Regions from separate parts of the Homo sapiens genome. Here region 2 is linked to region 1. Evidence: chromatin loops called from intact Hi-C (ENCODE). Cell type or tissue: PC-3. All regions are shown on one strand. Links, peaks and the distances in the headings refer to the core of each region. The heading gives the core; the rest is flanking DNA.

Evidence for each region. Hi-C counts contacts between places; a loop is a spot of excess contacts. Peaks named below come from ENCODE experiments on the same cell type or tissue, not always from the same donor. Only the 100,000 strongest peaks of a DNase experiment are listed, where the experiment ranks them.
Region 2: a loop joins it to region 1, with 1.9 times the contacts of the local background. A loop is called at or near these places in 3 of 110 quality-filtered maps.

Annotation. Positions count from the first base shown.
Region 1 is chr2:220,276,914-220,282,868 of GRCh38, reverse strand. The region is part of intron 2 of LOC105373893 (a long non-coding RNA gene); the gene reads right to left. Among named protein-coding and RNA genes, the nearest start is that of MIR4268, 370 kb to the right of the region's middle. In PC-3, for the core only: no CTCF peak of the experiment used is centred there; DNase peaks (open chromatin) are centred at 2,748, 3,348 and 5,308; H3K27ac peaks cover 3,564 bases.
Region 2 is chr2:220,082,098-220,088,052 of GRCh38, reverse strand. All of the region lies in intron 2 of LOC105373893 (a long non-coding RNA gene), which reads right to left. Among named protein-coding and RNA genes, the nearest start is that of MIR4268, 180 kb to the right of the region's middle. In PC-3, for the core only: no CTCF peak of the experiment used is centred there; no DNase peak of the experiment used is centred there.

The DNA of each region.
Region 1 (5,955 bases), core at 473-5,472:
TTTGTATATACAGGGTCTCACTATGTTGCTCAGGCTGATCTCAAACTCCTGGCCTCACGCAATCCTCCCATACAGGCACATTTTTAAGACTATAGATTACCAGGCAGCATCCCAAACTGACATACTCAGAATCTCCTGGGATAAGATAGAGGCTGAGAATACATGTTATTAATAATATTGCCAGTTAAGTTTGACAGTCAGTTCAATCTGGGGAACCTCAACTCTATTTTCCTGGAAAAGAATCATTCCTTCTGCAGCTGGGGATATTCTGGGTCCCAGAGAGAAAATCAAGGTGCTGCCCATCCTGTAAGGAAAGGCACCTGGAAACCTGGGAGAATAAAGAGAGAAGCTGGTAGGAACCGTTCCAACTTTCCCTCTTGCCATTGGAGACCCAAGAACTATGAGGAAGTAGGGACTCCAAGGAAACCTGGGTGATCCCCACCTTGTTTTAATTACATAACTCCACTGTCAGGTGTTTTCCTGAGGGACAGAGCCTCCGTGCGTTTACTGACAAACCTGAGAGGCATCCCTGGGAGTCTTTCAGCCTTCTGTGCTGTGTCATTTTACCTGCATCAGGAGAAATTTCAAGGCAATGTAAATAATGTATATCTTTTCTTTAAAAATCAGTGTAAATATTTCATAGACTGTACAGTAAATAATAAATACATTTGGAAAAAAACAATATAAATATTTGATAGTTTGCAGAGCAACTTGTTAAGCCTGGAATTACATTTGAATGTTCAAAAAAATCCAGTAAATCCTGAATTACATACAAATGGTTCAAAAGTGACCCAAACACAGTCATGGATGCAGTTTTAAAAATTGCTGTTTCCCTCTTCACCAGGGGAGTGTTAAATCAAGATGTCACCGTCTGTCACTGCCAGCTTGTGAATCATCTGAAATTTTGGTAACTCCCAAGTGCCTATGCCTTCTGATAATACTTGGCTTGCATCTTAAAATAATAAAAACATCCTCTACCTATGAGAGAAATTCAGGAATACCATGCTATGCAACTGCTGCTTTTAATGCAAAGAAGTTCCAATCCTGCAATGGTTGCTCCATAGAAAGATTGAATAATAAACATCAAATGCCTCTTGCAAACCAAGCAGGTAAAATTTTTCAGACCCATCATCGGTGGGTCGAATTTGGAGGAGGAAGCTTCAAACAGTTAAATTTTTTTTTTCATGTTATCAGGGACTGGTTTTATATTCATAAAATAAGGAATCCCTTCTGCCACTGGCTCCTGGTCCTTGATCTGTTCCATCTTCACATTTCTGTGCTCTTCTATAATGATATGGAACTCCACACAAGTTCATCTGTGTCCTCTTCCGTTCTATTAATTCCTGCCATGTATGCCCTTGAGACTCAGTCCCAGGAGGCCTCCCTTGGGAGATCATTCTCACTGAAACTTGCATGTGCCTCTATTGTAGCATGTGTCCTAGAGAATTCAAAGGGGAGTTTGCATTATTCACTACCATATCCTGGAACCCAGAAGAGTGTCTGGCACATAGTCAACTCCATAAATATTTGTTGAACAAATGAATGAAGGGATGCATGCATCTCTGTCTTACCTAGTGACAAAGGACAGTTTTTTTTATTTGTTTTTGTTTTTTGTTTTTTGAGACAGTCTCTCTCACTCTTTCGCCCAGGCTAGAGGGCAGTGGTGTGGTCTCGGCTCACTGCAAACTCTGCCTCCCAGGTTCAAGCAATTCTCCCGCCTCAGCCTCCTGAGTAATTGGAATTACAGGCATACATCACCACTCCCAGCTAAGTTTTTGTATTTTTAGTAAAGACAGGGTTTCACCATGTTGGCCTGGCTGGTCTCAAACTCCTGACCTCAGATGACCCACCCTCCTTGGCCTCCCAAAGTGCTGAGATTACAGGTGTGAGCCACCGCGCCCAGCCCAAGCACAGTATTTTTATACGTCATGTTCTCAGAGCCTGTTCCAGCACCTCACAGAGTAGGTGTCCAATAAAGATATCTTGAGTAGATAAACAGACCTAACCATGTAATGTGTCAGTGCGTTGTGATGGCAGATGCAGTGTGCAAAACAGAAAGGAAGAGGGAGAGAAGAAATAGGGATGTGCCAAACTCCAGCTTCACTCTTCCTATTGAAATATACATATCCCTGGGGAAGATTAATAGGCACATGCCTTAACAAAGGGTTATGAGGAGCAGGAAGGGTACATTTTATTTTCAAAACTAAATCTTTCTGGTTATACCCATATAGTATTTATATAGTAGATACTTCTAAGAAGCTCAAAGCACAGCCGTGTTTGGCACATTGGATTATGCATCAAACCACTCCTGTGTGGTTAGCTGATGGAGGTCATTTATTCATCTCATTTTCCCCTTGAAGGAAGCAAAGGCAAATTAAAGGAAAAGTTCTAAAGACTTGTCCAGAGGCGCTCAAACATGCAACAGTGGATCCAGAGTCCTTGCCACAGACCTTTGGAGCACATTTCCCCAAAAGGTTAGGTGCGTAAGTCTGGTATTAAGAAGCTCCAGCTGTCTATTATCTACTAATCAACAAAAGTTCATAGAGTCTTAGCTCTTTGGACAGTGTGGAATAAGCTGATAGATCCGTGCACTGTATGTAGGTGTTCCAACATATCCTATTGTTTGTAGGTAAAGAAAATTTTCAGTTAGGTTCAGTAAGGAGTGGTGTCAGGGAGTCACTCAGGTTTATAGTTCTTAAGTGTTTTAGCTATTTGTAATAAAATGCATCCTAGGACACTGACAGGGAGAGGCATCCAGAGAAAAATAAGATATGGTTTCTGACCTCATGGAGCAAAGAATCTAGTTGACTCATAGGATAATAGGCTAATACAATAATCTAGTTAAAGAATCTAGCTGACAAGACAAGTACTCAGGAAATGCTTAAATTTTAATGTGTAGCATTAGATGGCAGGTTTAATTAAATGAAATAAATAATGCATCATTTAGGGTTATGTTTGTTGCATGAAACAGTGACTGAAGTAGAAAAGAAACTTAGTGTAAGCACATGGAGTATCATGGGATAGAAAAGAAGGCTGAAGAGGCATGAAGCCTCAAAATGAATTAACAGTTCTTCGTGTCTTCCAAGATTCTACTCAAGATTCAAAGTCTCAGTAGAAAGAGTCCAGTGGGCTGGTCCCTTTGACCATACTGGGGCAATAATAGGAAGGATCTAATGGAAAAGAACTGTATGGATTTCTCAGCCTCTCACGTAGGAGGGCAGAGCCTCTGGGTTTATCATTTCTCTGCAACTCCACCCACTGAGTAATTCCCCCAAAGGCACTGAGGTGCTATCAGGAGGGAGGAATGCAAGAAGGGAGGCCAAAAGACGGCAAATGTTCTTTACCATGAAAGAAATTCAGCAAAGGGAGAAATCTCTGGACATGAATCAGAGAAGAATCATGGAGGAGGTGGGACTTGAGGTTGGTAGATGTGTTCCCAACACTTAATTAGATGGAGCAAGAAGAAAACTCATGACTAATACAGGAAGAGGTGAGGTTGGGACAGCAGATAATGCTGTCAAATAATAAAGTTCACTGGACTTAAATAATAATAATAAATACTTTTTTTTTTTTTTTTGAGACAGAGTCTCGCTCTGTCACCCAGGCTGGAGTGCAGTGGCTCAATCTCGGCTCACCACAAGCTCTGCCTCCCGGGTTCCCACCATTCTCCTGCCTCAGCCTCCCGAGTAGCTGGGACTACAGGCGCACGCCACCACACCTGGCTATTTTTTTTGTATTTTTAGTAGAGATGGGGTTTCACCGTGTTAGCCAGGATGGTCTCAATCTCCTGACCTCATGATCCACCCACCTCGGCCTCCCAAAGTGCTGGGATTACAGGCGTGAGCCACCGCTCCCAGCAATAATAAATACTTTGTGTGTGTGTCTGTGTGTGTGTGTGTCTGTGTGTGTGTGTCTGTGACAGAGTCTCGCTCTGTTGCCCAGGCTGGAATGCAGTGGCGCGATCTCAGCTCACGCAAGCTCCGCCTCCTGAGTTCAAGCAATTCTCCTGCCTCAGCCTCCCGAGTAGCTGGGATTATAGGCACGCATCACCATGCCCAGCTAATTTTTTGTGTTTCTTTAGTAGAGACGGGTTTTCACCATGCTGGCCAGGCTGGTCTCAAACTCCTGACCTCAAGTGATCTGCCCACCTCAGCCTCCCAAAGTGCTGGGATTATAGGCATGAGCCACTGAGCCTGGCCAATAAATACATTTTTAAAAAAAGAATGTACAAGTTTATTTGGTTGCCAGGCAAGAGAATATATTCCAATGAAGAAATGTACTGAACTAGGTTAAAGGTAAAAGTTGGGAATTTTAAGGTTGACTATTCTATATCCAAAATGCTTGCAATCAGAAGTGTTTCAGATTTTGGATCCTTTTAGATTTTGGAATATTTGCATTAGACTTGCTGATTGAGCAACCTAAATCCAAAAATCTAAAATCCTAAATGTTCCAATGAGCATATCCCTTGAGCATGATGTTAGTGCTCAAAACATTTTGGATTTTTGAGCATTTTAGTTTTTCATTTTTACATTTGGGATATTCAACCTGTATTCACAAATGAGTTGATAGTGGTTATGTCAAACTTGCTCTCTGCACAGTGTGGAACGAGCCAATAGAGCTGTGCAGTGTCCATGAGTGTTCCAACACGTCCTATTGTGTGTAGGTAAAGAAAGTTTTCAGTAAGGACTGATGTAAGGGAGTCACTCACATTCAAAGTTCTTTAGTTGTTTTAGCCAGTTGTAATAAAACACAGCATTCCATTTTGATATCTCTTGGGTAGGAGGAAAACTTTTAGAGTGCTTGGCTACAGTTTTAATCACATATAAGAATAATAATGTTTATATATGCATAACAAATAAACTTTAAACTTTAATGTTTACAAATTCTTTCACAAATGTTAACACAACTGGGCCTCACCAAACTTCTATGCCATATCTATGACCTCCGTTTCTGTTTTCATTTTACAGAAAAGAGCCAAGTTCAGAGAGGTAAATGATTTGCCCAAGATAGCAACCAGGGTCAGCCAACTAACTATGTATTTCTTTTTCCAAGTCATGCTTCACAAGGAGGCGGCAAAATATTACACCACATATGAATTTTAGTAATCCATGCTTTCCTAAGATCTAGATGAAATTAAATAACCTAATAAACATTTATATATATTTTCAAGATAAAGATAAAATTCCTCGGATTAAAAAACTAATAACAACAGCTCTTTTAATGGGAGAAAGAATCATGGAAAGCATGTGTCATCAGGTATCAAATATTTACTCAGTGCTTCACTTTGGGCAAACTCTCCTCCAAGACAAGCCAGGGCCCATGGCCAAGAACCTGGGGAAAAGCCTAGAGTCAGACTGGATGGAGAAATGAGAGAGAGGAATGACTGGCCTGCAACCAGAGTTTTAAGCACAAGGAATCCAAAGGATTTCATTGAAGGCAAAGCTGCAAACCAGAAGGAAGCAAGGGATTGAACCAAAATTTCTCTGCAAAAGCAGAAAAGGCAGAAAGAAATCAGAGAGTTACAAGACTGGAGCCAGAAACCTCAAGCAGAATGGTGGGAAAGAGGCTTTTGGAGGACAGGGAGTTTCCCAAGGCCTGCTGTAAAGAGAGAGAGATGTTGGAAAGAGGGGAAGAGGCTCCCAGAACCTGATAAAAGGGAGACATAAGAAAGCCCAAGAAGGAATCACCCTTAAATAGCTCTCAATCAAGCTGTAAAGATAAAACATAAACATTGAGGATACAGTTAATAGCACAGGACAATAAACCAATAACAAACTAAAGAAGTTAATGGGAGACACAGGAGGTCAGGAAAGGAGAAGACCATTCCAGGCTAGGTCTGCCTCCGAAAATTCCACCAAGGAATGACACAGACCTTGAGAAATGTGCTTATGGCCCATATCTCTTGCCAATTTGCTTCAAAATGCACTCCCAGGCTTAAAACTTATTTCTCAATTT
Region 2 (5,955 bases), core at 307-5,306, 190 kb after region 1:
TGTCTCTCTCTCTTCTTATAAGGACACCAGTCCTGTTGAATTAATGACCTGATGACCTCATCTAATCTTAGTTATCTCCATAAAGACCCTGTCTTCATATACAGCCACATTGAGAGGGCTTCAAGATATGAATTTGAGGGGCACATAATTCAGTCCATACAATGGCTTTGTTGGGCCTGTACTCGGACCACCTCTCCAGAACCCTCACATGCCATTAACACTTACCCTCTACCCTCCACCACTCTAGTTTGTCCCTTTCTTAAATTGCACCAGTGACTTAACAGTTGTGATTTTATTCTTATCCAGGTGATGGCTTGCCCTCATAAGAATGAAATCTCCAAGAGAGCAAAGAAGAATTATACCTGGTTTTGCTCATCAATTTATCCCCAGGTTCAGTACTTGGCATATGGGCCCTTGATAATAGTTTGTGGAACAAATGAAAAGTTTAACAAAGGGCTTAAGATGTATTGTAACCATGCAGGTCAACATGAAGATATAAAAATTTTCCTACCTAGTCACTTATTCAGGCAATCAACATTTATTCAGCACCTACTGTGTGCTAGGACCAGAGAACACAAGGATAAATAAGACAGGTAGGTATCAATGCAACCCCTCTGCAGATTATTATCTTATTGTACAATATTTCCTTTTCCCTTTATATTCAATCTTCAATCTATTTTTGACTAGGTATAAACAAAATATCAAAATGCTGAGCCCTTTTTTAATTATGTAATACTTATTTAGCTTTGCTGTTTTATTACATATACTATTTGAAAACCCTAATGTTAGAAATAAAAATTATTCCACATCATTAAAAGTTTCAAAGGCAATTATCATGTTTTCAGAGATGTGTCCTAATTGCAGTCCCAGGAAAATGACTGTCAATAAAATAAAATCTTTATGGTTTTATGGGTAGCTAAAGAGAGAAAATATAATACAAGTAAAGATTTTTAAATATAAAAATAATTGAAAGATACATACTAATTTTAAAAAGCATTCTCCAGGATTAATGTGACTATTAGATGAGTCACATTTTTTTCATAATATTATAATATGAAATGAATTAGGAGGAAGCAAAAACAAAACACATATATCAAATACACACCAATGCTTCTAAAAGCCTTGCAAAACCTAATAAATTTAATAAGGGCAGAGTTTAGGAGAATTTACTGGCCCCAAAACTTGACTTCGGGCTGGGTGTGGTGGCTCAGGCCTGTAATCCCAGTACTTTGGGAGGCCAAGGTGGGCAGATCACTTAAGCTCAAGAGTTCGAGACCAGCCTGGCCAACATGGTGAAACCCTGTCTCTACTAAAAATATAAAAATTAGCCGAGTGTGGTGGCGGGTGCCTGTAATCACAGCTACTCGGGAGGCTGTTAGGCAGGAGAATTGCTTGAACCTGGGAGGCAGAGACTGCAATGAACTGAGATTGCAAAACAAAAAACTTGACTTTGCAAATTCCTTTAAATTGAAAATTGTAGCTACAGTTTTGATGTTTATCTGAGATCTGCCAGACTCTCAGTTGGACACTTTACACATATTATTCTAATCCTCCCGGTCCGACATATAGACTAGCAATCCTCACCTCCATTTTACAGAAGGGAAAATTTTGGATCAGAAAGCTTAAAACACAAAAAGAAGTAGAGCTGGGGTTCAAGGACAACTATATTCAAGACAAGTCAAACTCCAGCCAGTCTGACCTCAGACGTTCTCTGCACAATCCCAGGCTGCCTCAAAGCTATTAAAAATAGGTTCTAGCTGACTCCCTTTGTGGAAAATCTGAGATATAAATAAGTAAATTAAATGAATTAAAGTAGGTTTTTGTCTCTATTTTGAGACTGGGAATGTGATTCCTAAATGCTTCCTGGAGCCCAGGAGAAAGCAAAAGTCCTAAAGCCATTCGTCCATCTCCATGAAGCAATTCAGACAATTTCCCCTGTAAGAGTTATTTTCACCTAGGCAGAGAGTGATACAAGCATAGCCTCAAGCAAGGCCAAATGTCTTCACCTAGGAGAGTTGGGGACTGATCTTCTCTGATGTGACATCAGGAAGGGTGAGGTCACACTGTGAATCTTTCCCCCCCCGCCTGCTACAGACCCTGGTATTTCCACAAGGAGAGCTATCCTTTTAGTTAAGCAGTATCCACCAGGAATCCTTTTAAAATGCATAGGACCCTAGTAGAATACTTAAGTCATTAATTCCTTAGCTCATTTGGTTTGAGAGCAGTTAGCCAATTGCCTGTCAGTCCTTAGAGGAAGACAAATTCAGCGTGTAATTGGCTTTCCTTTTCTTACAAAGTTGTCAGGGACCAACCCTAGCTATGATGCAAATAGATCTTCCTCATTTTGCTACCAGGAGTTCTGTATTTTGATGTTCCCTTCTGTAAAATGGGGATAAAGATAATAACCACCTCATAGGGTTGCTTCAAGGTGAAATGAATCAAGCAAGCAGCAGACACTGTTCTGCACACTAAGCAGAGTGCTGAAAACCGTGCCTGGTAGGCAGTGATCACTCAATGTACATGAGTGTTTTAACCTCCTTAGACCTTAGTTATCTCCTTTCTAAAATGAAAGTAATAATGCTGTAAATTGGAAATGCCTGGCTTTCCTTGATTTATCCAATAAATATCTATTGAGTGCCTACTATGTGACAGCCAAGATGCAACAATGACTATCATGTACCCATTTCCTGCTTTCATTGAGCTTGCACTGTAGAAGGAGAGATGGATATTATTGACAATTATGAACAGTCAGTGACAATCAGCAGACAAACATTTAGCCGCATTGTTACAAGTGCTTTGAAGAAAAAGAACTGGACCAGTGGGACTTCGGAAAGGTCTTTCTGGGGAAGTGGCCTTCAAATTAAGTTGAAGGTGAGCAGCTGGGCACATGAAGAGTTGAGGGAAGAGAGCCCCAGGCAGAGAGACCATTGTGTGTAAAGCCTTGAGACTGAAGCTGAGCATCCCAGCAATGGTGAGAAAACCAGTAGGAGTTGGGAAGAGAATGGCTGAGGGTGAGAAGAAGGTGAAGGCAAGACAAGGTCATGTGCAATCAGGGCTTAGAAGGTCATATTAAAGATTCTGAACTTTATCCTGCAAGAAATAGAAAGCTCTAGGGTTGTGAGCACAGAGGGATATGATCTGATTTTTCAACCTAACATTACTCCTACTGCTCCGGAGAGACTGGGTTAGCTGGAGAGAAGGACTCTTAGGGACAAGGAAGATGGGCTCAAAAGCCACTGTAATCACCCAAGAGAGGGATGGTGGTGGCCAGGAGTGGGGTGGTGGTAGCAGGAGTGAAGAGTGGGCACAATTGGGAATTATTTTGGAAGTGGAATCAGCAGGACAGGCACATAGAGAAAGGGCCCTGTTGTATCTCCTCCCATTTCTTCTTTGTGAACAGCCCCATCCAAATCACATGGAGTGACCAGAGTGGCCCTGGGGTCCCAGGGGAGGGACTGTGCTGTGGGACTCTAGTTCGCTCACTTCTGCAGACTACAAGGACAACTATATTCAAGACCAGCCTGGATTTGTGTTTCCAGAAACAAGGATCAGTTTTCCATGGTGAAAGGAGTTGTCTTGGGCAAAGGGACTGCAGACTACTTGGGGTCCATTCTGAGCATGCGCCAGTCTCCACTTCTAACATTATTCATCAACAGAGATCATGAACACCTAATCACAGGGAAGTGTACGAAACCTTCAGTGAGGAAGGAAAAGCAGATTCAAGCTAAGCCTCAGGACAGCAAAAAGCATTGTTCTTGTGAGAGCAAGCACATGTTGGCCTCTTCTATGGACAGAGGCAACTGTGGACAACTCATGGGGACACAGTTACCTTGGATCACTCCTCAACCACACAGCAAGAGGCCACATGGCTTGTGAATGCAGCAGAAGTGAGGTGAGCTGGCAAATGCTTTCAGGAATACCTGTTCTTACTGGCCTTAATCTTGCCTCTCATTCCCCAGAAGGTACCAATACCTCCAGAACAATTATTTTATCCTTCCCTTCTCTTTCCACCCCTCTGCTCTTTCCTATTCCCTCTTTAGATTCTTCTTTTACAGTAGTAGATTAATGTGAATCCCAAGTTTTAAGGTTTTCTTGTCAGATTGGCAGAAGTTTAAAAGACTAATAATATCAAATGCTGAAATGGATGCCAGGAAATGCAACACTATCATTCATTTAGGGAATGTGTAACTTAGTGATGCCTTTTTGAAGAACAATTTGGCAGCATCTATGAAAAATTTTAAGTGTACATCTTTTGGCTGAGCAATCCACTTTCAGGAATCATGCGCTAAAAAGTACTTGCTCATGTGCACAGAGGAGGATGTTAAAAGTTGTTTATAGCTATTTATCGTACAGTACAATATAATACAAAGCTGGAGACAATTCAAATGGCCATCAATTGAGAGCAATTTAAATAAATTGTGGTATTATGGAATACTATGAAAACAATAAAAGAGGGAATTTTGAACTTAAATGATTTCCAAGACATATTACATAAAAACAGCAAATTGCAGAGCAGTTAGAATACTGAGTGCCCATTGATTTTTTTTTTAAGAAATGTGTATAAGGAGGGATACAAGGATGTAAATGCATGAAAGGAAGCTGGAAGGCGACGCCACACTACTGGCAGTGGACATCTCTAAGGAGAGAAGCAGTGATTAAATGGGGGTAAAAGGGGGATATCCATGATCTCCCAGATATATGAAATACCTGGAACAAATTCATAGAGACAGCAAGTAGTATAAGTGGCTACCTTGAGCTGCAGGGAAGAGAGAATGGGAGTTACTGTTTAATAAGCATAGAGCTTCTGTATGGGATGATGAAAAAGATTTAGAGATGGATGGTGGCAATAGTTGCAGAACAATGTGTATGTACTTAATGCCACTGAACTGCACATTTTTAATGGTTGAAGTGGTAACTTATGTTAAGTATATTTCATCACAATAAAAAAATGATTAATACAAATAATTTCATCAGGATTTATTTCCAGTGCCGGCATCTGAAGACAAGGAAAGACTCTTCATTCCTAACTAATGGCACTTAATGCCAGGAGGTCGCCGAGGGATCAACACATAGACCTTCCACTCATCAGACTCCATAATCAGAATGCTAACAAGGTATTTATAGGCTGAGCTTCGGCCCAAACTCCCAGGCTCAAGACCCTTTGATATGGTCTGCTTTACTGATACAACCTTCCAAACCCCCTACATCAAATGGTACAAACTGAGAGACAGACTCATAACTGTCATTTAAGAAAAAACTAAAGAAAGACCACAATGATTTAACTCAGTTCTCAAATGCTCCTACTTGGAGTCTATAGCTAAGTGAATGCTCCAGCATTTTTATAGCATGCATTTGCCTCATTGCCGAGCAGTGGCTGGCTTTCTCTTTCTGTCAGCTGGCTTCTTGGAGACAAAGCCCCTAATGATAGCAAGTCATCTCTGCAAATGAGACTAGAATTAAACTACCTTGTCCCCAGACATGTCACATTTGGCATCTGCACATCATTACTCGAAGCTCATTCAACAAAGCAGAGGAATAACATTGATTATATTCAGCCAGACCACTTTGCAGAGAGAACCAAACAAACACAAAGAAACCCAAGTCTTGTAGTGTTTCACTGTTCTTCTATAGGCGTCTGTCAGAATTAAAAAGAGGAGATGTTTATGCTGGGACAGGAAGACCAGGTCAAAGGTGAAGGGAGAAAGGCTCCAGTACTTACAAAGAACCCAGGGCAGGAAGGCAAATGTCATTGATAGAAAGGCCATCATTGCCACAGGTAACCAAATATTGTCAGCCTTTGATTTTTACAGGCAGGTGATTTATGAATCATGACAAAACAGAAGGGACATACCTTGAGCTAATGCCCATTTAGATGAGAGGATAAAACCCTGGTGTTTACTCTCGGCACTCTTAATATCTCAAATGAATACTAATCGGAGATGTTTATTGAAAATG